Linked DNA regions of Homo sapiens: region 2 is linked to region 1. The links are chromatin loops, found by intact Hi-C in ENCODE. Cell type or tissue: heart right ventricle. All regions are shown on one strand. Links, peaks and the distances in the headings refer to the core of each region. The heading gives the core; the rest is flanking DNA.

Region 1 (15,761 bases), core at 4,168-12,167:
TCAAAGACCTATATTGACCTCCACTAATTGAAAGACTTAAAAGGCAAATGAGAGTCTTTCCATATTATAGAAAAACTTTGGAGCTGTTAGAAGGAATTACAACTCTCACTACTAAGCACTGAGTAGGGTGAGCTCAGGAGAGGCGAGTAGACTTACCTGAACTCCAGAGGAGAGCAGGCAATGTTTGAGAAGAGGTGTGTCTTGGTCCTTGGTATGCAAGTAGCCACTACAATCTCTGCCTGTGATCAGCCTTCCAGGAAGAACAGCGTGTGCTGCAGGGCAGGGGGCATGGTACACCCCACACCAGCACACAGATGATGGTAGGACGCCACTAAGGATCACACTTTAAAATCTAGACAGACTAGACAAGTGATTTTTTTCCTGACAGGGAAGGAATGTTTATTTCCAAGCTGACTCTGCTTCGTTTACTTGCACTTGTCCAACACATTCTCAGCATCCCGAGGAAACAGGAAAGGGGCACCCAAGAAAAAAGACAGCACAGAAACTTTAAAAAAAAAGAAAGTGTCCCCTCAGGCCACCTTCAGAGATAACTGAAAAGTAGCATCCTTAGAGGACAGATGCTAGGAGAGCACACAATGATTCAGAAATAATGCTTGCTAAAACTGACAACGAGAAGCCCCAGAAGAGCACCCCCAAGTTGTAGCACTCTAGTTTGCAAAGCAGTTTTAACCATCAGAGCTCAAAGCATGTAGAAAGCTTTCCCTGACTCCTTCCTAGCTCCTACAAAGTAGACGAAAGCAATTATTCCCAATGCACCAGAAGGAAATGTAAAGAAAGCAAGACAAAAGGAAGGATGCTTAGAATCCTTGAGGCTTCTCTCCCCAAGAAGAATCCTACCAACTCCATCCTGCAGGCGCTTGTCCTATTCCTGCTTAAACACACATGGAGACAAAAGTTTGCTACTTCAGGAAGCCTACTGGATTCTTGGCAATTCTCCTGATAGGATGGTTTCTCGTACTATGCCAATATCTGTCCCTTGCAACTTCCACAGTCCTGTTCTTTGGAGCAATATAAAATAACTCGACTCCTACTCTTCTTCATCACAATCCTTCAGATGTGTGGATACGACTATTAGGCCTGCCACAATACGATGTCATGAAGTCTCTTTATTCTTCTCTTCCAATTAATCTTATGTGACTGGTCTTTTAACCTTCAACATCTCAATCACCTCCTCTATCTTGGGGCAGCTCAACACGGGGGCATCAGTCTGAGGTAGAAAGGGCCTTCCTGCATCTGACAAGCAACACATCTGAACCTCCTTCTGCGAGGTGAGGAGAAAGGAAGGTCAAACAATGTAAGAAAAGCTATCTCTATGTACTTAGAAAATAGAAAATGAAATGGTTTGACCTTTTCTGTGGCACTGTACAGAGCTAACCCAGAAAGAAGCTGCCTTAGATTATTACAAACAGACAATTGGCATACAATTTAATACTCACCTTTCAAATTTAGAAGTAGATTTTTCTTGTCCCTCTTGCACCTGGTTATGGGGGGGATAAAAATATCCACCCACCCATTCCCTGCACACACACATTATCCTAATGCTTTGAAGAGCAGGCAATGGACATACTCCGTCTCTGAGGGCACCCAGCAACTGGCCCCAGAAAACACTCAGAAAAAGGAGCCAGTTTCCCTGGAAAATACCTGACACCCAGAGGGAACAATTGATCTGAAAGCTTTTCAGAGCTTCCAACAAAAGCAAGTGGGGCTTCCCCAAGAGAGAATAGGTTCCCACCTTGGCCCAGTTTTCTGAGTCCAGCTAAGAAGAAAGTATACTTAATTTAGCTAAGAAGCTAATTACAGTTAAATGACCTTTCTTAAGGTTGCTTCATGCAAGAAGTCCTCAAAAACCATAAAACAGGCAATTCCATATAACCAAGAAAACATTCATGGCTCCACCCACATTTATCATAATTTTTAATCTACTTCTCCAACACTCACTTTGACCATCTCTGTTGTTTTTCTATAAATCGGTTTAGAGGGGGTACGAATCTATTTTCAGCAAATACTTACTCCTCTTCTCCCCTCCTTCCCGTGCGCTTCCCCCTCTTCAGTGCTTCTGTTCAGGTTTTGGGCAACTGAGCATTAGGTCTTGTGCTTTTCGTCATGGTGTCCCCCTTCTACATTTTGTCACGCTGTCTTCTACATTTGACCCATGACCTGTTATTTTATGTGGATTAGGGATAAAGGACCCAAATCAAAGAATGACAATGTAGTTACATCAACAAGCACCAAGAACAGGACTAGTAATAGACAGACTACTAAAGAAAAACTTCTTTAGCAAAGGTGTCTAAGTTGGTTGCTTAGAACTCTAAGTGCATTTTCCCATGGTCACCATGTTATGTACAGCATTGAGAGGGAATTGAAATAATGCAATTAGTGCCCTATTTTGAGTAACATAGGCCTCATGAACTGGTCTGAATAACTAACTAGTCATCATTTATAAAAATAGGTCATGGGAAGATACCGTCCTTCTCTTGTTCATCATTACCATTTCTCCTAGTTCCTCCAATAGCAGGCATAGAGGAGTTTTAATTGTTTTTGTGGAACAAAGGAATACATGAATAAATGCACTTATTTATTCATCAACTATTTATAAAACACCTACCATAGTTAGGTGCTATGTTAGGTGCTAAGGATCTAGATATAGTCCTTATCCTTAAGGAGCTCACAGTTCAGTGAGGGAAAGAGACAGGTAAACAAATAATTACAGCATCGTGTGATGGTGCATTAAATGGTGGTAAAAAGCATAAACATGGATAAGATCCCAAGTAAGAGTGAGTGGAGTGAGATAAATACAGAAGAAAAGACCCTATGGAATATAGCATTAAAGGGGCTGATGGGGAAAAAGGAGTCTTCCAAGAAAAATGGAAAGAAGGTGCAAGAGAAGACATAAGGGAGAATAGTGTCACAGAAGCCAAATAAGGAGAGCACTCCAAGGAGGGAGTGGTAATACCACCTCATCTACTTAGTCATCTAGTAGTGACTAAGTGACTATTTAGTCACTTCTTTTCATAATGAATATTGCCAACCCAGACCTCCCCCTTGAATTCAGAGACTCCACCTGCCCCTCCTACATCTCCACATGGCCATCTGATAGGCTTCAGCTAGAATGACAATCAACAGGTAGAAAAAACACTTGGACAAGTATAAGGGAATAGATGTGTAAACCCTGACTCATAGCAGCTAAAACAAAAACCTCAGGCATGCAGGATGTCAGAAAGGCTTCTTGGGAAGATGAGATACATTTGCTCAGGGAAGTTATAAATGATGAAAGGAGAGGAGAGGCTGCAACTTGAGAAAGAACAGTGATAGGATTGAACCCTTGAATGTGCCTGTCCATTAACCAAGACTTGACCAGTCAAATGATACTTAAATTATTTAAGGGAAGGCTCCAAGTGGGCAAACATTTGAGTACTAGTCATCCAAAAATCTTCCCCTAAATTAGATAGACTTATACTCAGTTGAAAGATCATTTCACCAAAAATGAAGACATCAGCTATCATAACAAGCTACTTAGGACAATTAAGAACCATTTTATTCCTCCTCAAACCACCTATTTTATCTGTGAGGATAAAATCTAAAGAAGCTTTAAGAATCCTCCACTTTCCGGCTAAAACGGTGAAACCCCATCTCTACTAAAAATACAAAAAATTAGCCGGGCGTAGTGGCGGGCGCCTGTAGTCCCAGCTACTTGGGAGGCTGAGGCAGGAGAATGGCGTGAACCCAGGAGGCAGAGCTTGCAGTGAGCCGAGATCCCGCCACTGCACTCCAGCCTGGGCGACAGAGCGAGACTCCGTCTCAAAAAAAAAAAAAAAAAAAAGAATCCTCCACTTCCCATGCACTGTTGCATGGGATAACCTGGAAACCAACAGAAACACCACTTAACCAGATGGTTCTTCCTACAGTGTGTCAGAGTCTACATTCTTTAATTGAGAAAATTAAGGTACAGGAGGTGCTGCTGACATTTCAAGCAGTAAGCATCCCACTTTTTTGTAAAGGCACTTAATAGGTAAAGAATTAAAAGAGGAGGAATCTCAACAGAACTTCCTCTCAGCAGATGTTCAGCAAATCCTTTCCAATATGAGGGACTCCAATGTTAACTTCTTTATTTGCTTTGGTTAAAAGAAGAACAGTTGCTTCTCAAGGATTCATATTAAAACATTTTATGTGTTGCTAGATGATGGAACACTCTGTCATAGACAAAATTTTATTTTGGACCAATGGTTTGCTGATTTAGTCTGTTTTCTTCTGAAAGAAAGAATCTATAAAATCTATCCATCCGAATCCCTGCTCCTGGCTGTATGAAGTGATAAACCTCTGAGGTTTCCTGGAAACTTGGCTAAAATTGCTGATTTCCTCTGGAACATCTCGGAAAATGGTGTGTGGAGTATTCAATCTCTCCTTCCTGGGTGTAATTCAGGAAGCTATGGATGACTCCTGGTTTGTTTGTCAAAGAGTTAGATTTTCCATGATGTTTAGACAGGTCCTGGCTATTGACACTAGATTGGCATTACTCCCAAAGGTCAGATTCTCTACCTGCCACTGTATGGCATTTCTCCATGGGAGTCAGATGCACTCAAATGTACTTTTCCACCAATCATTGAGTCTGCTCAGAGCACATCATGAACTAAGCTAATGCTTTTGCCAGAATGTTCAACTTTTCACCCCACATCCAATATAGAAAACACTGAGGCATGGTATAAACCATAAAGAATGAGAATTTACTAGATAGGATTGCTAAGAACATCGGAAAATGAAGTAAAGGTTGGGGAATCCTTATTTGACAGCCTACTCAAAGTAAGGCATTGTAGAAGACACAAAACATTAAGACTTAAATTGCTTCCAGATAAAAGACATTAAAGGTTCATATAAAAATGTAACAGCATAGGCAGAATTTTATGTTCTGAAAACTAACATCACTTCCTCAGCACATGCCACAGCTCCCCGAGCGGTGTACCCCAATTTCTTCTTCAGCCCCAGAGACTGAGAACCAAGTCTTCTGCAGTCCCCCAGCTCAGTCTAACAAAGAGGTACTGAGAGTTGTGGCTAACTGAATTTAACCTACTCTATGCCAGGCAACGTGCTAAGAATTAAGGTAGAAGATACACACGTGGTTTCTGCACTCAAGGGATTTGTTTGCAGTCTGATGAAGTAAATCTTATTATTCTATTTAGTGAAAATAAACCAAGACTCATCCAAATTACAATGTTTCTCTTGCATAATCCAAAAATCATTTGCATAAATATATCCTGAGATACTTTATTGAAATGCATATCTTCCCGAGCCCCATTTCAAACTTCTGATTCAGAATATCTGACAGACAGGACTGAAAACCTGTAATTTAACAAACTCCTTGAATGACTCTTATACCTATTAAGCTTTGAGAACCACTAATACATCAGATCGTGAGAGTAATCACCATACAGAAGTCCCATGCTGCCCCTTTTTTGACTGAAGAGTGGAAGGCAACTTAGAGTGTTTCACCATCAGTGCCTGAGTCAGTCAGAGGCATTATGCTAATGAGCCCACAGCTGAAAATAAAGAAGTTAGGAAAAGGGACACACAGCATTCAAGCCCTCCAAAAGGCATTGAGGAAGTCAAGAGATCTCACTTACTACCAGGCCAGGCCAGAAGTGACTCTCAACGTACAGCGCATTCCTAAATGGCACTGGGGAGACGGGAAGCTTTGCAGCTCAGAGGACCCTTTGCAGGTCCTTCTGCATATACTGCTGAGGCCCTTATCCTTTTCCTCTGATGTTGCTGATCTCTAGATCAAGAATAGGCAGGTGAAAGAACACGTGCCTTGGCACCTGTGCCCAGTGCCTGGAGAATTTGCTGGATCTGCCGCTCTGTTACCCTTTCTCTTTCCCTAGTGCACCCCCCAGAGCTGGTTCCAACCAAAATGGTAGCACACACATACATGCACACCAATGTTTTCACCCTCTGAAATAGTCATTTTATCTCCATATCAGTTTTCACATCTCTCCTGCCTTGCCCCCAACTTCTCTTCTCTTTACTGCTATCCATGAAGACTTTGGGATCAGAAGACCTGGATTTGAGTTTGCTCTCCCATTTGATAACTGAGTGACCTGGAGTCTTCCCTGCAACTCCATTGACTCTCCATTTCCTTGTGTGCAAAGTGGGCATGATAATAATCCTTGTAAGATTATTGTGAGGATCAGACAATGCACAGGATATGAGAATAGAGCTTTGTAAACCTACAAAGTGCAACAGCTATTACACTGGAGAAGAAACTGTTATGCTGCGAAGGGCACTGACTACATGATGGTGACACTGGTCACAGAGACTGGCCGAGGCTAGACACAGGCCCCAGGAGCCGCTGCTGTGGAATGACCATGAAAGTCTCCATCATAAGTGATGGTGAATAAGCATCCACCAGTGGCTCTCATGGGCAATCTGGAATACATTCAAAGAGGTCAGCACTTAAAAATGGGGAAAAGAAAACAAAATACTTGGAGGGAGAAAACAGCAAGGCAAAAGCTGAGCAGGCAGAATCTGTTAAAGAGAAAGAAGGTGGCAGGAGGGGGAATGACAGACGGTATCAAAGGCAGCACCACAGGGAAGCACGAGAGGGGAAATCAACAGACTCCTGCTGCTGGGTGGACTAGAAAACCAGGGTATTCAACCTACACTAACCTAGATGGCCCAGTTCCTAAACAATCATCTCTCCTTTCCTTCATGACACTATGCAATGAAACTTCTATTCTCCTCAATTTATTGTGTAAATGTAAAACAAGCCTTGTCACTTGAGGAGTCACCAGAGGACCTCTGACTTCCAGCCTGAAAAAGTCTAACACTCCAAAGGTAAATTTTGTTCTTCAAAGTGACGATATTCTTCTGTTGGGCCCAGAGCCCTTGGACCATTTACTAATAGTAACGTTCTAAAAAAAAAAAAAAAAAAAAAAAAAAAGACAAAACCTGAAATTAAAAAAAGATATGCCTAAATTGACTAAATATTTAAATATGATCACAGCTAGATTTGAAAAGTGATATTCATGCTGTGGAGAAGACACCAAGAAAATATTAGTAAGCTTTTTGTTTTGACTTTCAGATCTTCCTGAGGAAACTACATTTATCGCTGTCTCAGAACGATGTATAAAAACACATAAAACAAAATCTCCTAAGAAGGGATCCACAGATTGGCTTTAGGAAATGTATAAACTCCATCAAATTGTACAGAGAAGTTGTAATTTACATGCATTTTTTGTCCATGAATTTCATCAAATTCACCAAAACATCTCACCACTGAGTTAGATGTTCCTAAACACCTTTTTTCTGGGACCCCTTTGACCTCTGAATTTATTTTACAAATTAAATTGTCTTTCATTGGTCATCCCCAAAGCTTGAGTTTCAATTCTAAATAATGTCACTCTTTTCTTGCCTCCTCCTCAAGCCACTTTTTTTCTTTCTCTTTTAATGTGTCCCTCCTTTATTGTTCCCTTTACTTCTTTTTCTTCTTCTTCCTTTTCTAACTCCCCTCTAATTTCCCTCTCTCTGCTATCCTTAATTAAGCCCACCAGTGACCTCCGTGTTTCTCTTCTCTCAAAGCTAAAGAAGGTGCCACTGCCCGTTTAAAATTTTCCATCTAAGCTGGGCACGGTGGCTCACGCCTGTAATCCCAGCATTTTAGAAGGCCAAGGCGGGTGGATCACGAGGTCTAGAGATTGAGACCATCCTGGCCAACATGGTGAAAGCCCGTCTCTATTAAAAAATACAAAATTAGCTGGGCGTGGTGGCACGTGCGTGTAGTCCCAGCGACTCTGGAGGCTGAGGCAGGAGAATCACTTGAACCCAGGAGGCAGAGGCAGAAGTTGCAGTGAGCCGAGATTGCGCCACTACACTCCAGACTGGCGACAGAGTGAGACTGTCTCAAAAAAAATAAAATAAAACAACAAAAATAATCCATCTAAGTCTTAGTCCTTCTCTACCACACTCCATATTCTTTTACATTTATTCCTACCCTTTCCCTCCATCAAATCCCTGGAGGCCTGGAGTTACAGTGTGAATCATTGCAATATTAATAGCATTGTCCTTCATGAGGGAAGATGACATCACTAATCCACCATCACTGGGACATGTACCCTTGATCGATTTTCTCCACAGAAGGAGCAAGCGGGTATTGCTATCTTCCCATGCCTCAGCTCATACCCCTAAAAAAAATCTCAAGAATATTCTAAGCTGAGATTTGGGGTACAGCAAGTAGACCCAGAATAGAAAGAAACCAACTTTACGGTCTCATGAGATTTTGATCTAGGCACAAAGAGTCTCAGGAGGGCCACACCTCAAACTAGGAATAACCAGAATCTTTCAACTGAAATTGATTTTGTTTATGCTGAGTTAGATTTGATTATGCATCTCTAATTTGAAAGAATCAGCTGCACGGTAATGATGAAGTTACCAGTTCGTGAGTACATAGTAGGTATATTACATCATCTCTAATTCTCTCAACTGTCCTTGGTAAAATGATATTCACAGAGATTAAATAACTTGAAGAAGCCACATAGCTAGTAAGTGATAAACCCAGGATCTGAATCTACTTTTCTTTCCATTACACTACACTGACACATGTGTTACAACTTCAGTTGCTTTCTTCTTGGATGCTGATAAAATGAGCCCAGCTGGTGGCAGAGAAGAGCCCAGCAGCAGCTTAAGTGACTAAGAGGTCCTCCTCTGGCTGACCTTCCCTTTCACCGCCACTTTCCTACACCAAGTCTGAGATGCTTTCGGTAACTGGAGATCTGATGACTCATGCCTGTCCTCAGAGTTTTAAGTGATATTTTCGTAACATGCTATCTTATCCCTGGCAAGGAAGTAGGATCCATTTTTTGCCTGTCTTTACCGAACTCTTACCTGCTCTAATTACTTTGATCAGCTGGTGCAGGAAGTAATTGAGACAACCTAAGAACAGTTTGTTTCCTTTGTCATGCCTGGACGATGATCTTTTCTTGATTGGAGTGAGCCATGACATACTTGTGCTCCAAGATCAAGTGAGACTAGTAAATGCTGGTCTTCTACTATGCTCTCATTGCATTTTGTATATCCCCTCCTTCCTTGCAATGCTATGCCAATTGCTGAAATGGAATTTCAGAAGAGGTCTACTGACTTCAGAGACCATATGTTCAGTCACTACTCTATATTGTTCCCAAAATTCTGATAGGGAAAATTTGAAGAAAGAGGGGGAAGGAGTTTCTTCTAAATGTAGGTCAGATTCTCTGCTTTGAAGATTAGAAAGAACTCTCAGTTAATTCTATAAATATTTGTTGGGTTCTTACTGCATCCTAGCCTCTCTGCTGAGTTGTAATAAGTCTATAGGTGTATTAAAAAAACAAACAAACAAAATATTAACTCTAGCTCAAGAGACAAACATACAAGGAAAAAGACTTTCAAAATTAACCGAGGGGGAAATTGATGCAACAGAAGCATGAACAAAGTGTAACAGAAGCCCAGAGGAAGAAACTAGGAGACTCTGGACAGGATTCTTTCAGAGGCTGGTCCTGAAAAGGTGGAGAGGATTTCTGTACCTGGAGAAGAACAGGAAGGATTTTTCCTACTGAGGATTCACCAGAATTATTAATAATCATACCTAACATTGTTGAATGCGTACTATATACCTGACACTGTTCAAGGTACATTCTATATATATTGATTTATTTAACTCTGATAAAAATCTCAAAAATTAGTATCATTTTCTCCATTTCACATATCAAAGAAGTAAGGTTCTTGAAGGTTAAGCAGTTTGGTTAAATGCTTGGGCTGGCTGAGGGGGTCTTTGGCTCAAAACCATGAACGTTGTTACTACCTGATGTTATCTCCACATCACGAATGTGGATGTCATCCTTGTACAGGAACCACATTAATCAATCTGTTAATTTTTGTTGTTTATTTAAATAAGATTTTCTTCATAGCCTAAAAAAAGACACAGAAACAAGAAGCAGCTCAGCACTAGCCAAGGCATAATAATAAAATAATAACAATTATTTATCAGTACTACTATGTTTTCTAGTATTTACTGAGCTTTACTCTGTCAAATAATGTTCCAAATACCTTTTAGGTATTAATATTAAACTACCCTATAATGTAATTTCTATTAAAATTCCCAGCTCACAGAGATGAGGACATCAGTACATATATAGGTGACAGGTTACAGGTTGATCTCCTATCTCGTCTACTTTATGTGCTTTATTTTTGGGTGGGGGGAGACCATTTTATCTGAAGCCTATTTTGTTTGTCATAGCCAAACTTTACTCCTTTCCCAGATGCTTCCTTCCTTGACATTCTTTTTTTCTTAAATGAAATCTCCAGATCTGTTTACCTCTGAATTGCGTCTATTAGTGTCCCTGGGCAAATGGATTTCATTGCAGTTCAAACCAGACTCTGCTGACTGAGGATTTCCAGGGTCCCTAAGTTCCTTCTGGTTTAAAGGGCAGTGGCTTGACTTGCATAGAATGTCTGCTAGACTGGCTTAGAACACATTTGAATGCTTAAAATACCAGTACAGTCAAAGGCCAGCCTGCCAGATGAATGCTGACTGGCAGGAAGAGCAGACATTCCAAAGAAAGTGCTGTCTGTCTTCAACCCCCAGCTCTCATCCAGGACTGAACTCAAAGCTTGGAGCAAACAGCCAAGAGCTTCAGGAGCTTTGTGTGCTGCAAGAAAAAATAAGGAAAAGAAGAGAGATGTTGGTGCACCCTTTCCTCTCTGAACTTCCACCCCAGCTAGAGAAAACACACAGCCAGGCTAACTGCTGTCACTTTCAACGCACAGCCACTAACCTCCCTGAGTCCTTTTGTGGTATCCTCTCATCCTATTATATATCTCTAATTCATTCAGTCTCCCTCTCTTCTAGACAAGAATTTCACACCTTTTCCTCCCACTTCAAATCTACAATTCCTCATCTTATATTCGCAGCTTATAACAGAACATCCGTGTGCTCCCATCCACCAGTCTACCTATATGCACTGTCTTAACTCTTGTTACGACGCATGAACTCCTTGCTTCTAGCTGAAGTCAACCCCGATATTTGTGCTCTGAGTTCCATTCCCTTTTACCTTCTCAAAGATTTTGCTCCCTCCAATCTTTCATCTCTTTACTCCATAATGAATTCTCCTATCTGCATACAAACACACTGTTGTTTATCTCGTTTTAAAACCCATCTCTCAAACCCATTTTTGCCTCCAACTATTGCCCTGTTTCTTAGCAATCATCGGAAGTTGTCTATACTTGGTGTCTTCCCTTCTGTTCTTTCCATTCTCTCTTGAACCCATTCCAATCAAACTTTCCCTCCTAGTACACCTTTAAAACTGCTCTCGCAAAAGTCTTCATGCCCTCTCCCCACCACCTACAACACATACACACATAGTCAAATCCAGGGCTTAATTACCATAGGCCATTGCACTTGATTCTGCAGCATTTGACACTCAGGATCATGGTTTCCTTCCTGAAGTACTTTTTTTCTGGAATATCTTTCTTTCTTGGCCTTCTACCTACTTCATTTGCTGCTCCTTCTCAATCTTCTTTGTCAGTTCCTACTTATATGCCTGCCATCTAAATGTGTACAGGACCAGGATCACAGGCTCTTTAGATGTTCAGCGTCTATACTCACTCTCTTGGTGATCTTCCCCCAGTCTTGTAGATTTAAATACCATGTCTATGATGAAAATTCCCTAATTCATATGTCTAGCTTAACTCCTCCTCTGAACACCAGCCTTGTAAATACAATCGCTAGTCAATATCTCCACTTGGATTTTTAATAAGCATTTCAAGTTTATCATTCCAAAAAAATAAACTCTTTAACTTTCCATCCTGTCCTGTAACTTTTAGTTCCTCAGGCCAAAACCTTAAAGTAATCCTTGATTCCTCTTCTCCTGTTAACCCCCATAACAACATACTATGTCAGTTCTTCTCTGAAATTATCACCAGAATATGACCACATCTCACTACTTGGACTGCTATCACCTTGGCTCCAGCCACCATCATCTTTTTCCTGCATTACTGCAAAGCTGCCTCACTAATCACCTTTCTTCCATCTTTGTTCACTTATAGCCTATTCTCTAGTAAGAAATCAAAGTAATTTTTTTAAATGTAAGTCAAATCATGTCACTCTCCTTCTCAAAAATCTCTGTACTTCTTTTGTCACTCAGAGTAAAATCCAAAGTCTTTACCATCTGCAGTGGGGCATTAAGATAATCTGTATGACAGCCCAACACTACAGAATAGCATTGACTGGCATTTTCCCATTTTTCTTTGTTCAGGTAAAAACCTTGGAATCACCTTTGTCTCGTCCCTTTGTCTCACACTCAATCTCTACTTCATCTGTTCTGTCAACTCTACCTTCAAAACATCCACCATATCTGACCACTTCTCATTATCCTCATTGCTACCATCTTAGTCCAAGCCACCATTGTATCTTATAAGCACTATTTTAATAACAATCTAGTAGGTCTCCATGCTTTCCTACTCGCACCTTTCAGAGTAGCCCTGACAAAACATAAGCCACATCATGTCACCTCTCTGTTTATAACCCTCCAATGGCTGCCCAGATAATAAGGGTAGTTTCAGAGCATTAGTGGGAATGAAAATCTTATTGGCTGAAGAGTTAATTAGAGATGATAAAGCAGGGACAATGAGGATAAACTAGTCTTTTGAGAAATGTGGCTGTGAACAGAAGGGCAAAACAGGACAGTAGATGAAGGTGGCTTAGACCTGCCAGGGATTTTTTCCATAAGAGGGAACAGATGTGAGCATACTTCCATGTTAAGGGTAGTTACTAGAAAGAGAGATTGAAGATACAGTAGAGAGAGATATTGAATGGCCTCAGAGGAAGCAGAAGGAGATAAGAACTTGGAAGCTCAGTTGAAAAGGACAGCTTCAGACAGAAGGTGGGGTTTGCATTCTAATGAGACAGAAAAGGAGGAGAGGACTGATGCAGTTAAGCTTGCAGGTAGTGGGGGTAAAAGCCAACGATGATGTGCAGACTCAGCAGATTAGAAAGTTCCACTTTCAAAACTTTCACTTTCATTGACTAAGTTAATGCGTTTTTAAATCAATATCAAATTCTTAGGAAACAAATACTATTACATTAAAACAGAATTCAATTCTTGATGGATTTTCTTTCTAACAAATAATATTCCATATTATGGCTGTGGGGCACATATTCTAATTTAATATCAGGGCTCCATTATATTAAGGGATATCAATGTTTTGGAGCTCAGAAAAGAGTTCCAGTGAGTTCATTTTATTAAAAACAGTAATGCCATTTGTTTGCATTGCTATTTTAAAAGGTTAATCAATAAAATAATTATTTAAAGTTATTTAATTACAAATAGAAGCTTAAGAATGCCTAAGTGATTCTCAAAAAGATTATACAGCAATCAGTGAAAATCAGATGAGTGTGCTGATGACTTAGTTCATCGCTCAGCTGAACAAGGCTAGCTACAATGGAGGCTTTCACTATTATACAGACTTACACTGATTCATTCTTAGCTATATAGTATTCGCTTTATACCCTTAATTAACATATGCCCATAATTAGCCATCATGAAGACAGACAGCTTAAGTCATGTTACTATTGAAATATAACGAGTTAATAAAGAGAATAAAGAATTATAAGAAGTTGGCAGTTTTGCCCAAGGATGCTCTTCACCAGATACAGGTTGAATGCATCTACTCAAAAATCCTCTTGTAGTCCCGGTCTTGGCAAATGTTATGCTACCCATTCAGTCTTTAGATGCAGAAACCTTTGAATCTTTTTATCCCTTATTCTCTCTCAATCCCCATGACCAGTCAACCAATCAGTCATGTCACCAAAATCTGCAGATACTTCCTCCTTAGGATCTCTTTAGAATCCCTGAACCTCTGCCAATCTCAGTTCAGGTCTTCAGCACTTTCTATCATCCCTCCCTAATACACAGCTTCCTGGGTCATCCTCCAACAGTCTGAAAACATACCACTTCCCTTGTCCTGATTCCAGTTCTTGGAGAGCTCCCCAGCGCTTTCAGAGTAAAGCTCAAGCTCACAAGTAAGATTAACCCAGAAGGCTCTGAATGATGTGACTACTGCCTAACTGCTCTTCTTCCTCCTCATTTTACTCCATCTTTGTCCCATCTCAAACGTATTTATATTTCAAATAAGACAACAGTGAATGCCTCATAGTACAATGACATAACCAAATGCTATTTCTTTTACTGGAATCCCTTTCTCCTCCCTTGTCTAGCTAACTTCTATTTATTCTGCAAAGCAAAATTCTGAATTTGATATATGCTTTGAGGGGTTTCTTTTCATTTTTGTGTCAGTAGCAGAAATAGGTTTGCCCAAATATAATTCTACTCTTCTCTCTGATCACCCTCAATTCAACAGTTCATATGAAAAAACTGGAGAACTGGGCTGGGTGCAGTGGCTCACACCAGTAATCCCAGCACTTTGGGAGGCCAGGGCGGGTGGATTCCTTGAGCTCAGGAGTTTGAAACCAGCCTAGGCAACATAGTGAAACACTGTCTCTAAAACAAAAACACACAAAAAATTAGCTGAGTGTGATGGTACATGCCTGTAATGCCAGCTACTCAAGAGTCTGAGGCAGGAGAATCACGTAAGCCCGGGAGGCAGAGGTTGCAGTGAGCCGAGATTGTGCCACTGCACTCCAGCCTGGACGACAGAGTGAGACTCTGTCTCAAAAAAAAAAGGTTGGGAGGACAATTAAATGCATCTTTGAAGACAGAACTATGATGCAAATAATTTGTCAGGGTAAAAGGATGATAAGGCTAGAGGTTGAATTATAGAATCACCTTAAAGGAGGATACACACTAGAAGAACTGAGTATCCTACTCTGATATAACATAACATGGATTTTTCTTCAGGCCTGCACTAAGCTATGTTTTTATCCATTCTTGAATTGCTTGAATAATTCAACATATGGGTTAACCAAAATTTGTTTTTTTTTAAAAAAAAAGTAGATGTTATTATACACACTTTAAAAAAATAATAATACCACAAAATATACAAGAGTCAAACAATAAGAAGCCTATTTTTTATTTGAAAATTCACAAGGCACTATAAATCTCATAATCACCAGATTGTCGATACTCAGAAAACATATGTTAAACAGAATTCCCTGTATGATAGAATGACGCATGGGTACTGTATCTATGTGTCACAAATTTTCTGGGGCAATTCTTCTGTCCTATTTCAAAAAGAAAATAAAAATCCTTGTTCAGACTATATCTATCTGTCCTTACTTATAGCAACTTTTAATTTATTTCTATTTCAGTTCATGGTACTTAGTTTTGGAGTTTAAGAATTGCAAGTCTTAACCCTCTGTTTTCTGGCACTGGCTTGTGGAGGAGAAATACAAGATACTTTTTTTTCCCCAACTTTCCAGTTGATTTCAAATTTTGCCTCCTCCACAGGGATTTCTGGGCAGTGGTATACTGGTAAAGGTGTGACCAGTTCTCTGGGTGTGTGGACAATGGAGGAAACCTGATTTATAGTGTTTGCCAGTTTTCATGGTATAAATACTCTCACCATCCAATTTCAAACTACCAGTGGTTTAACAGCCACTTCACAATTGCTAAAGAAAAAAGTGTTCAATGATACTTTTTAAATCACAGCGAGAATGATTTTATTCAAGATCTTCACTATAGGTGGTAGGGACCACTGCAACAGGGTCTTACAGTGAAGAGGGGAGATGAGGCTTAACTCGGAATATAGGCTGGGAAAATGGGATC
Region 2 (15,761 bases), core at 4,148-12,147, 360 kb before region 1:
ACTCATATGTGGGAGTTGAACAATAAGAACACATGGACACAGGGAAGGGAACATCACACACTGGGGCCTGTTGGGGGTTGGGGGGCTAAGGGAGGGATAGCATTAGGAGAAATACCTAATGTAGATGATGGGTTGATGGGTGCAGCAAACCACCGTGGCACGTGTATACCTATGTAACAAACCTGCATATTCTGCACATGTATCCCAGAGCTTAAAGTATAATAATAAAAAAAAATCTTAAACAGTGACTGGTGCTTTTTATGTGCTCAATGATTATTTGTGGGATGAATAAATAAGTGACGGGAGAAGTACAGATAAAGTTTTGTAGAAAAATGCGCAGAATAAGTACTCAATAATTATATGTGAGGTTGGATAGAAAAGACAGGGTTCACTTAGAGTCCTCAGTAAGGAGCAAATAGAGTAAAAACCAAATAAGAAAAACAAAAAAATCATTGAACAAATTCAAAGAGAGGCAGTGAAAGCCTGCCTGACCTTCCGTGTATTGGCCTGTGATAGCATGTGGAATATTCTAAGTGCTGCTTCTAGCATAGAGTCCCTGTTTAGATGTCCCCTCCCTACTTCCCTCTTCTCCCCTATCTGCTATATGGTGATTCACATGAAAAAAGCTAAAGGTTTCTGCTCTCATCAAGTCTTATCAAGGAGAGCTGGGGTAATATTAGAGAAGAATGAAGACTCAGTCCTGAAAGAACTTGGAACAGGGGCTGCTGAAGGAGACAAGAGGTGAGAGTGTTCCCAGAAGTCCTGGGCTCCCTTTGGCAGGCCCCATGTGAGAAACCCTCCTCTTTACTATTTACTATGTCATCTCTCCTCACGCTGCCATTGTGTATTTTTGCTGCTTGGGTCTCGTTTGCTGCTTGACCTAGTTTGCCAGTGATGAGTATGTATTTGTCACACTGGCATTTTCTGTATGTGTAGGAGGACATGTCTGCACATGAAATAAGACCTTTCTTGTCTCTTCTGGTGCCTTGCTTGGGAAACCCCTCTGTCTAGAATGGCTTCCTGGCAAAGACTTGTTTTTCTAGAAAGCCTGCCTTGGTGTTAACTTTAAAGTCCTCACCAACCTACTCAGGTAGAAATAATCACGCTGTCTACTTTGCTATCTGCTTTTCATATACAATTACATCTATTACATGAATGGATGAGTCAGTGAGTCAGGACATCTTATCATACCCATCTTGGCAGCTCCAAAACTTTGCATAGCACCCGGCCTAAAAACTACAGTATCATAGTACACAGTAGAAGTTCAATTAGTATCAATGGTATAGAACATCACTTTCCATTTTCTCCTCTCCTCCTTGATATGATGATCATAAAATATTAGATTTCGTGGGAACTTCAGAGATTATCTGCTCCATTATACTAGTCAATGTAGAAATTCTCTGTCAAGAAGGTTTTATTGTATATTCGAACATCTCCAGTGGTGGGATGCTCACTACCTCTTAATCCAGCATGGTCCATTTCGAACCACTCAATCTTCAATGAAAAATTCTTCTACATTAAGCTGATTATTATCTCCCTATAACTTTTACTTATTGGTCCTATTTCTCTCTGCTGCACACACACTTGGAGTTATCCAAAATAAGTCTGATTGTCCTCCATATGGCCATCCTGAAGTACTTGAAAACAACTGTCATGTCCCATTTAATATTCTTTTTTCTCAAATTGGGCCATTCCATGCTAAATTAGACTTCAACGGTTTCTCATATAACAGGCTTTCTAGGCCATTCCTCTTCTTGGTATTTCTCCTTTGACTTCCAGTTAGTCAGGCTGGCCTCTACAATGTACTACTCAGGACAGGTACTATAGTATCAACAAGGTTAAAGTCTAGGTATATTCCCTGTTCCTTCTTTTGAGTGTTCTGAGTTCCAGGGCAGTGCTAGGCACTAAGCACTCAGAGATGGCAGTGCTATGGAGGAAAAGGGCTCCTGGAGGAAAAGATGCTACACCCCAAAACTCTGCTCCGAGACTGTTCGTCTGGCACATGCTGCTATGGCAGGGACAGGGTGCTTTCTCAAGCTGCAGCTTGGATCAACAGGAGTTTCCTTTGGGTGGTCTTTTTTCTCCAGCTTTACTGAGGTAAACTGACAAAAAAAATTGTATATTTTTAAGGAGTATAATGTGATGATTTGATATACATATACATAGCAAAATGATGACCACAATCAGGTTAGTTAACACATCCATTCATCTGTTGACAGATACTTAGGTTGTTTCCATGTCTTGGCTATTGCAAATAATGCTGCAATGAACATGGAATGCAGATATATTTTTGAGATACTGACTTTGTTTCCTTCTGATATACACCCAGAAGTGAGATTGTTGGATCATATGATAGTTCTATTTCTAATATTTTGAGGAACCTTTATCCTGTTTTTTCATAATCAGTGTACCAATTTACATTCCCACCAACGGCGTACAAGGGTTCCCTTTTCTCCACTTCCTCACCAACACTTGTTATCTCTTGTCATTTTGATAACAGCCATTGTAACAGGTGTGAAGTGATATCTCATTCAAGTTTTGATTTGCATTTCTCTCTGATGATTGGTGATGTTGAGCATATTTTCATATACCTGTTGGCCATTTCTATGTCTTCTTTAGTGAAATTTCTATTCAGTTTCTTTGCCTAGTTTTTAATTGGAATATTTGTGTTTGTTTTTGTTTTGTTTTGTTTTTGCTGAGTTGCATGAGTTCCTCATATGTTTTGGATATTAACCTCTTATCAGGCATATGGTTTGTAAATATTTTCTCCCAATCTTGAGGTTACCTTTCATTTTGGTGATTGTTTCCTTTGCTGTATTAAACTTTCTAGCTTGATACAGTCCCACTTGTTTATTTTTGCATTTGGGGCTTATGATGTTGGTGTCATATCTAAAAAAAATTGTCAAGACAAATGTCAATGAGCTTTTTCCTTATGTTTTCTTCTAGGTGTTTTATGGTTTCAGGTGTTATATTTAAGTCTTTAATTGATTTTAAGTTAATTTTAGTGTGTGGTGTAAGAGAGGGGTCCAATTTTATTCATTTACATGTAGATGTCCTGTTTTCCAAACACCATTTATTGAAGAGAATGTCTTTTCCCCCTTGTGTATTCTTAGCACATTTGTCAAATATTACTTGACCATATATGTGAGGATTTATTTCTGGGCTCTCTATTTTGTTTCATTGATCTATATGTCTGTTTTTATGCCCTTATAATGCTGTTTTGAGTACTACAGCTTTGTAATATATTTTGAAATAAGTGTATACCTTCAGTTTTTTTTTTCTCAAGATTGCTTCAGCTATTCAGGGTCTTTTGTGATTCTATACAAATTTTAGAATTTTTAAAAATTTTTGTTAAAAATGTTATTGGTGGTGAGGTGCACTGGCTCACGCCTGTAATCCCAGCACTTTGGGAGGGTGAGGCAGGTGGATCACTTGAGACCAGGAGTTCAAGACCAGCCTGGCCAACATGGTGAAACCCTGTCTCTACTAAAAATACAAACAATAGCCAGATGTGGTAATGCACACCTGTAGTCCCAGTTACTTGGAAGGTTCAGGCAGGAGAATTGCTTGAATCCAGGAGGTGGAGGTTGCAGTGAGCTGAGATTGCGCCACTGCACTCCAGCTTGGGTGACAGAGTGAGACCCTGTCTCTAAAAAAAAAAAAAAAAAAGTTACTGGAATTTTGATAGGAATTGCATCAAATCTGCAGATCACTTTAGATATTTTAACAATATTAATTCTTCCATAGGATATCTTTCCATTTATTTGTGTCTTCAATTTCTTTCATCAATGTCTTATATTAATAGTTTTTAGTGTACAGGTCTTTTACCTCTTTGGTTAAATTTATTTCTAAGTAGTTTATTGTTTTGGATGCTATTTTAAATGGGATTGTTTTCTTAATTTTCCTGTATTTTTAAATGAGATTATTCTTTACTTTTCTATATTTAAAATGGGATTCTTTATTACTTTTCAGATAGTTTGTCTTTAGCATATAGAAACACAACTGATTTTTGTATGTTGATTTTGTATCCTGCAACTATATTGAATTTATTTATTAGTTCTAACAATTTTTTGATGGGGTCTTTAGAGTTTTCTATGTATAAGATTGTGTCATCTGCAAACAGACAATCTTACATTTTCCTTTAGAATTTGGAGGACTTTTATTTCCTTCCCTTGTCTAATTGCTCTGGCTAGGACTTCTAGTACTATTAAATAGAAGTGGTAAAAGTAGGTGCTCTTGTCCCCTGAGCTTAGAAGAAAAGCTTTCAGCTTTTGTTTGCTAAGTATGATATTGGCTGTGGGCTTTTGATATATGACCTTTATTCTGTTGAAGTACATTCCTTCTATACCTACTTTATTGAGAATGTTTATAATGAAAGTATGTTGAATTTTGTCAAATTATTTTTCTGCATCTGTTGGGATAATCATATGATTTTTATCCTTCATTCTGTCAATGTGGTGTTTGTTGGTCTCTCTTAACTGAGGTGAACTGGAACGAATGAGGCTGCCCAGAGTTGGAGAGTGGATGAATGGGGAAGTGGTCAATGGTAGCATCTGGGGCTTAACCATCACTAGCAGAGATTGAGGAAAACTGTGTGTGAGGGGATGGGACTGGGTGTCAAAGCCAGGAGATTCCCTAGACGATGGGAGAGGTTGGCACAGCATTGTGTTCATTTTTGAGACTTGATGGGAGTGCTGTGGCAGGGGAGTCTCAAATAACTCCAGTTGCATGCACCACTGGCCATAGTCTACATTGTTATCTGTAAGTGTCCCCTTGCAAGAATGGGAGAGGCATGCAAACAGTCTAGAGTAGGTGCCAGGTGTCAAGCACTTAGGGAAAAAGTGAGTGGGAAAAGAGTTAGGCTTCAGTATCTTTCCCCACAATATTTACAGCAGATGCACGAATACTCTAAAAGTTCCAGACAAGACCTGGTTCAATTAAGAGATGCTTTTGGAAAGGTTTTCCCTACTTCCAACCTCCAGGTGGGGTCCATCTGCTAAGCATCTGGAGAAATCCAAAGAGGGTAACATTTGCACTCCTCTGGGGTCCTTCTTACAAAGGTCAGGGAATAACGTCCTGAATTTATTTTCGGGAATATTCTGGGGCTGACAAGACTCAGGTTATTCTCAGCTTAGAAAGATCCATAATGAAGAACTTGTAAAAAATAAAATCGCATGATGGAAAGAAAATGCAAACATAAAAAACAAGAAGCAGACGAAAGGGAGCTAACTGTGGTGAATGGAGGTCATTTGATGAACCCAGAACCCAGAACCCAGAATCAGTTACAATGACAGCGATGGTCCTTTGCCCAGAGAAAAGCAGACCAGGAGGTGGCAGACACAAGCAGAAGAAGGCAGTGGGAAAGTCTGAGCTGGGACTCAAATGGAGGCTGTGACAGGAGGGATTTTGGTCTCTCAGTGTGTATGTCACTTGAAGGCAGAGACCTTAATTATGGGGCCCTATGTGCGACTCTGAGCAAGCCTGCACCTTCAGGGAGAGGTAGGGCATTGGAATTGTGGGTTGTGTTGCTGGGAAGGCAGAGGAGACCTGGCTGAAGCTTCTTTTCAGACGTTGGACAGATGGATGAGGGAAAAACTGGCCATTATACCAAGCTCCTCACAGGTAGAGTCAGTGCAGCATGAAGTGATATAAGTGATACCTCTTCTGTGTGTCCTCTAATATGAGTTCTGTTGTGGCAGTATGATGGAAGGCCAAAGCTAGTACAGACTCCTTGGTAAAAGGCATGCTCAGAGCAATGCCAGATCCTGCCTAGACACCTTAACCTGCGTTTATGCCTCTTCTGTGTTTCTGATTCTGATGAATACAAAGTGCTCTGCTTCTTCTTCTCTAACTCCTTATGAATTACATGAGTTTGTTCTTTCCCACACAAAAAAAGAAAAGATCAAGACAAGGGGTGGAAAGAAGCCATGAGTGTTATTCCAGGGCAGGAATTCTTAACTTTTTGGTGCCACGGACCACACTGGCAGTTTGGTGAAGCCTATGGATCCCATTCTCAAAACTACGTTTAGAAATTCAGTCAATAAAATACATAGAATTGCAAAGGAAGCCACATGTACTGAAATTCAAAATTTTTTGTGGTTTAGTAAAATACATCCTTCTTAATTATCCCATTAAATTAATTAGCTCATCATTCTCTAGTGGCAGATTCAATAATTACTATAATTTTGAAATTTTGGGTAGCATAACACATATTTCAATATACGTAATGTGATATAAAAATATCTATGGTTTCTCTTGATGGCAGAGTTACAGGTACTGCTAAATCAACGTGGTTAGTTACCTACATTAGAGTTGGAGAAATCCTAACTTCAGGTAAAGGTTAGCGATGTGGTTTGGCTCTGTGTCCCTATGCAAATCTAACACTGAATTATAATCTTCAATGTTGGGGAAGGGACCTGGTGGGAGGTAGTTGGATTATGGGGTCAGATTTTCCCCTTGCTGTACTTATGATAGTGAGTTCTCATGAGATTTGGTTGTTTGAAAGTGTGTAGCACTTCCCCCTTTACTCTCTCTCTCTTCCTCCTGCACTTGCCATGTAAGACGTACCTCCTTCTTTGCCTTCTGCTACGATTGTAAGTTTCCTGAGACCTCCCCAGCCATGCTTCCTGTAGATCCTACGGAATTAAACCTAAGTCCATTAAACCTCTTGTCTTATAAATTACCAAGTCTCAGGTAGTTCTTTATAGCAACATGAGAATAGACTAATACAGTTAGTAAAAATAAAGGTATAAATTTTCCTATTAAAGTTCAAAAACACTTGCTCCTGCCATTTTTATCCCCAGACTCAATGCCCAATGGACTTCAGATGAAGAATCTTTTCTCTAAGAGAAGTCCCTTCATCAAAACATGAGGTCAGGAAAGTGAAAGTTCTCCCTAAATATTAAAAATATTACAGCCTCATACAAATTAATGAAAAAAAAAACCCTCAAGAGATGGAGGGGCCAAGGACATGATGAACAAAAAAAAATGATAAAAATTTGAATAAAAAGTCAACTTCAGAACAAAGTTGCAGAAATTTTTTTTTTTGGTCTATTAGGATGCAACATGCACCCACACAAACACAAATTCTGCAAGTGACACTGATATCACTATTCTCACTGCTGCTTAAATTAAAATTTGTACAGTTATTTTGGAAAACAGATCTTAAATTATTCACATTTTGAATCATTAACTTCTTAAACCAACTTAGATGATTGTCATTTAATAGCTACACTTTAAAATTTTTTTCTTATATAACCCGGACTACCCAAATCTTAAAGTACCCACTGGATTATATATAACAACAGCTCCCTCCATCACCAGCAAACCAAATATTTTCCAGTCTCAAAAGCATAAAAATAATGAAATCCACCACATTCCATCATATATGTTTAAACCTCATAAGGACTAATATATGCTGACCTCTCCTTTGAGTCTACTGGACTGTCACAGTATTACAGAGGATGGCAAGCTACCTAGGGAGAGCACACATTTATTTGGGCGTGGGTTTTGGACACGACATTTAGAGGCCTGTATTCAATTTTTGCCTAGAAGGTTTTCTGTGATCACATTTTTACTATTATCTTTTTTTTTCCTTTGGCCTTTCTACCAGTTCATACTTCCTATCAGTCTTTTGTTTTGAATTTGGTATCATTGCCCTATTCCTTTAATACATATTTTTTGAGTACCTATTTTGTGCCAAATATTGTGCTGGATATTAGAGACTCAGTGGTTAATCAAAAGATTTCATGCCTGTCCTTCTGGAGCTTACAGTCTATTGCAAGGGTAATTAAACTACAGCCCATGGGCCAAATTTAGTCTGCCATCTGTTTTTGCACGACCTGCAAGATAAGAATGGTTTTTAAATTTTAAAACATAATAAAAAATGGAAAGAATAATAATATTTTATGACACACGCAAAGTGTATGAAACTCAAATTTTAGTGTCCATTAATAAAGTTTTATTGGAACACAGCCACACTAATTTGTTTATGTATTGTCTACAGCTGATTTTATGCTGCAGTGGCAGAGTCAAGTAGTTGCAACAGAAACCGTATGGCATAAATCTAAAATATTTACTATCTGGCTCTTTACAGAAAAAGTTTGCAGACTCATGATCTAGTGGAGTAGACAGAAAAGAGGCAAGCAAGCAAATAATAAAATAATCACAGATTGTGGTAAGTGATACAAAGGGGGAAAAGGAGGAGAAGATGAAGAATGCTAGCAGCATGTGTGTGGATAGAGTCTGTAAGAGAACGTCTTCAGCTGGAAGTGATGCTTATACTTACACAGAGGTCAAAAGGGTGAGAAGGATCCAGATATGCCAAGAGCAAGGGAAATTCTGCTATGTTCAGAGCAGGGGCAATTTTGTTCCAGGCAATGGAGACGGGGATGGGTGGTGGCAAAGGTGCTGGTGTGGGAAAGATCTTGGTGTGTCAGAGGAACTGAGAATCCATCCTACCTGGAGAGGAGTAAGAATGAAGACTGACCCATAAATACATGAGGAACCACCAAAGGGTTTCAAGCAAAGGAATGGCATGGCCTGATTTGCATTTATCAAAGGTTACTTCATCTGTCCTATGGAGAATAGATAGCAAGAAAAAAAAAAAGAATGTTAGAAAACTATTGCCTTACCTCTCCTTGAAGGTCCATTTCACACCTTGCTCCCATTGACATGTACTACGATGGGCTCCAATAAACCTGTCAAAATGAGGGGCTTCAGAATTTCATAATATTTTGCTATTATTCTTTCAAAAATCAGTTATTAATGAAGTTTAGATGTGTAGAATAGCAACTGATAACATTTTCAAAAAAGCATGTGTTGGATGTCAGATTTCACTCTAATAAGAACTCAATGAAGAACACTTTCTTGCTAAAAATACAGAGTTTTCAAATATGGTGCAAAGAATATAAAAAGTGTTATTAGAAAAGATAACTGGTGATAGCTGCCCTTGCCTCCTGCCTTAGCAGTATAACTTTTCTCTGGAGGGCATAGCCTTTTGTCTTACAAAATGACCTTATAGACCATATTGGGGAGGAAGATGAGGTCCAGAGGTCAACACTGATAGCTAAACATCTATGCATAAGAAGTTAACAGGAATCTGTGGAGAAGATAAGATAGAGGCTGAGAAACCTGGCTGTGGAGACCAGTAAGAAATTTCTGGAGGAGGATTAGCCTGAGGACATAAGTACCCTCATGTGTACTTCTTCTTTTTTATTTTCTGCAAAGCTGCCATATTAAAGCCTTCCATTTTTTAAACCTTCAATGAAAGCCTTATACAAGCATATACTTGGATTGGCAGTTTTCTGGAAGTAATTGGGATGCTGTCTCACAAAGTTATAAACTAGTACAGAAAAGTGACATGTATGGGTGGCCAGGTGATCTATAAAATGAAGTAGTTTGGCAGAGGTAGAAATTCAGAGCCAGGTTGACTAGGAAAAATTTCTGTAAGAAATATAAGAATCCCAAGGAAGACCAAGTTTCTCAACACATGTAATAGGGATTTTGAGGCAATTTCATTTGACAGTTTAAGAATAGTGTGAATCCAGCTTACATATGGATTACATACAATTTTGCTCTGTTTTCATATTAATACCATGATTTACAGAAGGCCAAGCAATGTCATGTCCATTTCAAAAACCGGGAAGAATAGCCAGAGAAAGATTAAGTGACATCCAAGGGCATGGACATTGACACGGATAGAATCACTATTGTTCCTCTGGCCGCTGGGCCCTTGATGAAGCCTGTACTTCTATCCATTTGGTGGATGAGAGCCAAGGTAAAAAAAAAAAAAAAATCAGAAAAGAACACAAGTAAATGTTTATGGAAAAACACAATCCAGCATTTACGGGAAGCAATGGCTTCCTCATGAGTCCTGCCCTTTCTGAATTTTGGGCTTTCCTGAAGTTCCATTTTTAGAGAAACTCACGCTTAGGCCAATTTTTGCTGAACCACTTCCCTACCAATCTGTTTCTGGGTCTCAGACAGCGACTTAGAAAGTGCAAAGCATTCATGTTTCCATAGTGCCTTCCTGTCCCCTAGTACCCATTGAAAAGGCATATCAAAAGAGAAATCAAACAAATTTTGTTTCAAGATCTCAATTGAATTGGGTAACACTTCATTCCATAAAATAGAGTAAGTGTCCCAGTGAGTTGAACAGAGGGGGTTGGTTTTATAGACAGAAAGGGTTGAAGAAAGCAGAAACAAAGATTTAAAAGCAGATTGGTCATTTCTTAGTAAGGCAGGAACAGGGAGACAGAACAATAGAAAGATAACTGATTGGTTAATGCCAGGTTATGCTGGTTACTTTTTGTTGAAAGGATTAAAACAGGTAATTCATTATTGTGACTGTTTGGAAAACGGGCTGTTATCTTTCCCTCCTGATTTCTCAGAAGCTCAGAGAACAACTTAGTTTCAGTTTGGTGACATGGAACTTTAGCATGGGTGACTCCATTTTGATTTTTAGTATGGTCTGTTAGGGCCTAGTACAGAAGCTTAGCCCAAAACGGAGACGGAGTCTAGCTCTGTCGCCAGGCTGGAGTACAGTGGCGCACTCTCGGCTCACTGCAACCTCCACCTCCCAGGTTCAAGCAATTCTCCTGCCTCAGCCTCCCGAGTAGCTGAGATTACAGGCATGCGCCGCTACACCCAGCTAATTTTTGTATTTTTGGTACAGACGGGATTTCATCATGTTGGCCAGAATAGTCTCGATCTCCTGACCTCATAATCCGCCCACCTTGGCCTCCCAAAGTGCTGGGATTACAGGTGTGAGCCATCTCACCCGGCCAACAGTGGCTTCCTATAATTTTTGTTTAAAAATCACCTTAGCCCAAAACAGTGGCTTTTTATAATTTTTGTTTAACAATCATAATCAACAAGAGTTGAACCACCACATTTCCTCTCTACTATGGTTTAAAGTTCCCTGTTCTATCACAAGATTCTGTAAAAGCCCTTCTCTCCTTCCCTGATGTCTTGGATAAAACCCTGATATACCTGGTAGAGATGGGCACAGGCCAGATAGAGGGTGCAAAGCCCTCCTTCCATGGAAATGGGAGTCAATGCATAGATGAGAAATTAGCCTGTGATTCTTTTTTTTTTTCTTTGAGATGATCTTACTCTGTTACCCAGGCTGGAGTCAGTGGCATGATCATAGCTCACTGTAATCTTGAGCTTCTAGGTTCAAGTGATCCTCCTGCTTCAGCCTCCCAAGTAGCTAGGACTATAGACACATGCCACCATACTTGGCTATCTTAAAATTTTTTTGTAGAGGTGGAGTCTCACTATGTTGCCCAGGCTGGTCTTGAACTCTTGAGCACAAGCAGTTCTCCTGCTTTGGCTTGCCAAAGTGCTGAGATTACAGGCATGAACCACTGTGCCCAGCCAGCTTGGGTTTTGTGATCCTGCTTTTCTCCATTTTGCTAGACTCAAAATAATTTTATTCTTTCTTTTCAAATTGCAAGAATGAATGAGATAATCGTCTACAAAGCATCTCGAGTTTCTTGAAGAAAAGTATCATCGGAACATAAAAGTGAATGTGCTAGACAGCTATCAAAGCTCAAAGCAAAGAAAGTCACAGGCTGGGAAGAAATTCACGAAACAGAACTTAACAATTCGAAGTCAAAATCTTGTACAAATGACTAAGTGGCATTTTTTTTGAGGTCAAGACAACCTGTAGAGCCTGCAAGTCCCTGTAAACAATAACAATAGCCAATCCTTGCATAGTGATTAATAGTTTGTAAAACATTTTTATATGCATGGCCTTATTTCTCATACATGAGACACTGCATATGAAGCAGAAACATTGTGAGACAATAGCTCTTCTTACCATCATTTGAAAGGAAGAGACTGCTGGACTCAGCAAGGGTAAATTTTATTCAAAGTCCCTTAGCTATTAAGTGGTAGAATCAGGATCTGAATTCAGATCTCTTGATGCCAAAGTCCATGCCATTGCCACCACTTCTTCAGGGAGCTAAATATCTCCCTCCTCTCTAACTTCCTGTTTTGTCACCTCTTCAGAGAGAAATCAGCATTTTGGATCACAGAACCATTCTTGAGTCACCCACCAGAGCAGAAGTTAGCTATTTCTAAGGAGAATTAATTCTAGTCCCCTAGATGCAAATTATTTCTTCCTCTCAAAGCTTCAAAGTGAAGTATATATTTTAAGTCATCAAATAAAGTTTAAATTTTAAATCACCAAGAAAATCCTCTAAAAAAGAGTTTATTTCAGACAACTACCCCTCAGATATATTGTCATTAGCAGTTTCTTAAATGCCCTTCCTGTAATGGGCATTAGCACTTTATATATGTTCTCTCAGTCACTCTTTCTGGATTTATTTTTTGAGCACCCAAAATGTTTTAAACATGCTTCATAGAATTGCAACAGATACAACAGTGAACAAACAGTCAAACTCAACTCTTAATGGAGAGCAATATGCAAAATAAATAAGTAATATGTCAGGTGGTGATAAGAGCAGTGGACAAACATAAAGTACTCAAGAGGGCTATGAAGTACCAGGGTTGGGAGGTGTAGAAGTGGCAGTGTGATATTGCTCTAAATAATATAGGTGATGAGGGTAGGTCTCTGACTTGAGCAGCTAACCCAAGGACATGGGAGAGAAAACCATGTGGTTATCTGAGGACAGAGCTTTCCAAGGAGAGGGGAGAGAGTGCATATGTCCTTGGGAGACAGTTCTGGGTATATTTGAGGAATATCTAACAGGACAGTGTGACTGGAGCAGGAGGAGCACAAGGAGAGAGAGGTAGAAGATAAGATAGAGAGGAGGTGGGGTGAGAGAGCCAGAAGGCTTGGAGGCTGTTGTAAGAACATGGATTTCCAATGAGTCTTCACAATAAATCGGTCTAATTACTCCTATTTTATAGTCAAAAAGATGAGCAAAGAGAAATTTCATAGTTATTCAAGGCTACTGTGGAGTGGTCAGGGATTTAAATCCATAATTTTTTATTCCAAACTTTGTTTCCTGTTCTCTCTCTATCCTGAGGATCCTTCTGCTTCCATGGTCCTGATTCAAAACCTTAGACAAATAGCTATGTCCACAACATTCACATATCTGGATATACATTTTTACAGAGTAAACAATAAAAAATAATACAGGACACTGTAATGAAAGGCAAATTCCTATCTTTGATAGGCCATCTAATGAGTTGGGATTTATAATCCAGACAATCTAAAGCTTGGCTGTGACAGGAAGAAGAAAGATGAGAGAAAGCTATGGTGAGCCTGGAAATGCAGAGCACGAGGGCATATTGAACAACCGGAGATCAAAGAGGCCAGTGGAAATTCAGCCAAAAGGAAAAGCCAGGCCAATCTCCTGAGCGTGAGACAGAGAAGTTTCAGTTCTGTTATTTGGAAAATCTTCTGAAATGCACATAGTAAAAATGCTGTCCTGTGCTTTGCATCAAGTCCCTTTGACAACAGCTACAGAAGCTGGAAAGATTCAAGCTTCTCTTTCCTGTGTTGCTTCAAAATGCTGGTACAGATTTGGTCAGTGACATGATGCCACCCCATGACCCTGTGATCATATTTTCTGATGAGCCCTAGGGCCTCCGCTCAGACTCAGGAGCTTATTCCACTTGGTGTCTACTCATTCATATCTTGGCTATTGTAATGTGTGGGACCATCCAGACCAGGTGCATCAGATATCTGCTTCCCCAGATATGATGCCCCATGGGTCCAAGCCAAGTCACCTGGTGTATTCATTTTCACACAGCTGTAAAGATACTACCTGAGACTGGGTAATTTGTAAAGAAAAGAGGTTTAATGGACTCACAGTTCCACATGGCTGAGGCGGCCTCAGGAAATTTACGGAAGGGGAAGCAGGCACCTTCTTCACAAGACGGCAGGTGAGAGAAGAGTGAGGAGTGAAGCAGGAAGAGCCCCTTATAAAACCATTAGATCTTGTGAGAACTAACCCACTATTATGAGAACAGCATGGGGGAAACCACTCCCATGGTCGAATAACCTCCCATTGGGTTCTACCCTCAACATATGAGGATTATAGGGATTACAATTCAAGATGAGATTTGGGTGGGGACACAGAGCCAAATCATATCACCCGGTTTCCTGTGGAAATGGATGGAACAGTATAGCCTATTGACCATACAGGCAGGTTGAAAAACAGGGGCTCACTGTCTTCAAAGGAGCAACTTGATAAAATCCTATGCCGCATCAGCTCTCAGCTCTCAGCTCTCAGCAATGACGATGTTTGAAGGAATTGCAAGGCAACTCCGGATTCCATCACAGCAGAATATTTACTGGAGGTTCTGTGTGTCTTCCTCCAGTTATCCACCTGGCTTCCTGAGAGCTATCCTTTATATATGGAAACCAAGCAGAATTCTGAGTCCATGTCCCCAGAGAAATCCCTTAATTAGCCCAGGTGTGGGGGCTACGTAGGGCTGATGAGAAAAGTTAATTGAGAGTCGGAGGTTTAAACAAAGAAGGGTGTTGTTTTGGTAGGAAGGACAGGGTGCTGACCAACACACAGAGGCTTACTTGTGAAAAGATCAACTGGACTTGCAGCTTCTGCTATGGTATAACTTTAGAAACGCCAGGAAAAAGACATCATCTTTTCAAAACACCTTCTCCTTTCTGATTGTTGCTGCCTAAAGTTTCTTTCACTTATAAGTAGAAGAGCAAATATAATTTGAGGTTAAAAAAAAATCACAACAAAAAACCTGGGCACAGCAACATCTCAGCTGAAATTCACTTTATGGGGGAACTAACCGATCCATCCTTGGGAGAGTAGGTTGTCATGAGAATAGGGAAATGTAGGGGTATTTTTTTTCTATTGCTGGCATAACAAATGACCAAAAACACAGTTTAAAACAACACACATTAATTGTCTCACAGTTCTGTAAATCAAAAGTCTCGGTGATTTGGCTGAGTCCTGCCCAGGGTTTCACCATACCAAAATTGAGATGTCAGCAGAGCTGCTTTCCTTACTGAAGGCTATGTAGGAGAATCCACTTCCAGGCTCACTCCGGTTGCTGGCAGAATCCAGGTTTTTGCAGTTGTAGGACTGAGGTCTCTGTTTCCTTGCTGTCTATTGGCTGAGTCATTCTCAGCATCGAGGCCACCTGCCTTCTCTGGATTGTGGCTCCTTTTATCCATCCTCAAAGTCAGCAATGCTGGTTGCATCCCCACGCTCCACATCTCCCTGCCCTCTCCTCTGCCTCATTTCTCCCGCTGCTTCTTTTGCCACTTCTCTCTGACTCCAGCTGGAAAAATTTCTCTGCTTTCAAGGACTTATGTAATTAGACTGGGCCCACCAGATAATCCAGGATCATCTCCCTGTCGTAAGATCTGTAACCTTCATTATACCTGCAAAGTCCCTTTTGCCACACAATTTAACATATTTATAAGACCCAGGGATTGGTGTGGACATCTTTGGGAAGGGGAGCATCATTTGGCCTACTACAGAGACAAAGGGGAGGAGGTAAGCCTTTTTATACACATGACTTCATTTAATCCTCACAATTACAATGAAGAGCCAGGAGCTTGGAGAGGTTGAGAAACTTAACCCAGATAATGTGGATAAAATTTGGCAGTGTTGGGCCAGGCGTGGTGGCTCATGCCTGTAATCCCAGCATTTTGGGAGGCCAAGACAGGCAGATTGCTTGAGTCTAGGAGTTTGAGACCAGGCTGGGCTTCATGGCAAAACCTCATCTCTACAAAAAAACACAAAAATTAGCCGGGTATGGTGGTACATGCCTGTAGTCCCAGCTACTTGGGAGGATGAGATAGA

The links. A loop is a pair of places that touch in the nucleus more often than their neighbours do. Peaks named below come from ENCODE experiments on the same cell type or tissue, not always from the same donor. Only the 100,000 strongest peaks of a DNase experiment are listed, where the experiment ranks them.
Region 2: a loop joins it to region 1, with 2.1 times the contacts of the local background. A loop is called at or near these places in 3 of 110 quality-filtered maps.

What each region holds. Positions count from the first base shown.
Region 1 is chr1:168,616,339-168,632,099 of GRCh38, reverse strand. No RefSeq gene overlaps it. Among named protein-coding and RNA genes, the nearest start is that of XCL1, 48 kb to the right of the region's middle. RefSeq lists an enhancer at 6,404-6,905. In heart right ventricle, for the core only: a CTCF peak has its summit at 8,652 (motif pointing right); no DNase peak of the experiment used is centred there; H3K27ac peaks cover 1,840 bases.
Region 2 is chr1:168,977,118-168,992,878 of GRCh38, reverse strand. All of the region lies in intron 3 of LINC00970 (long intergenic non-protein coding RNA 970), which reads left to right. Among named protein-coding and RNA genes, the nearest start is that of LINC00970, 100 kb to the left of the region's middle. RefSeq lists an enhancer at 870-1,059. In heart right ventricle, for the core only: no CTCF peak of the experiment used is centred there; no DNase peak of the experiment used is centred there.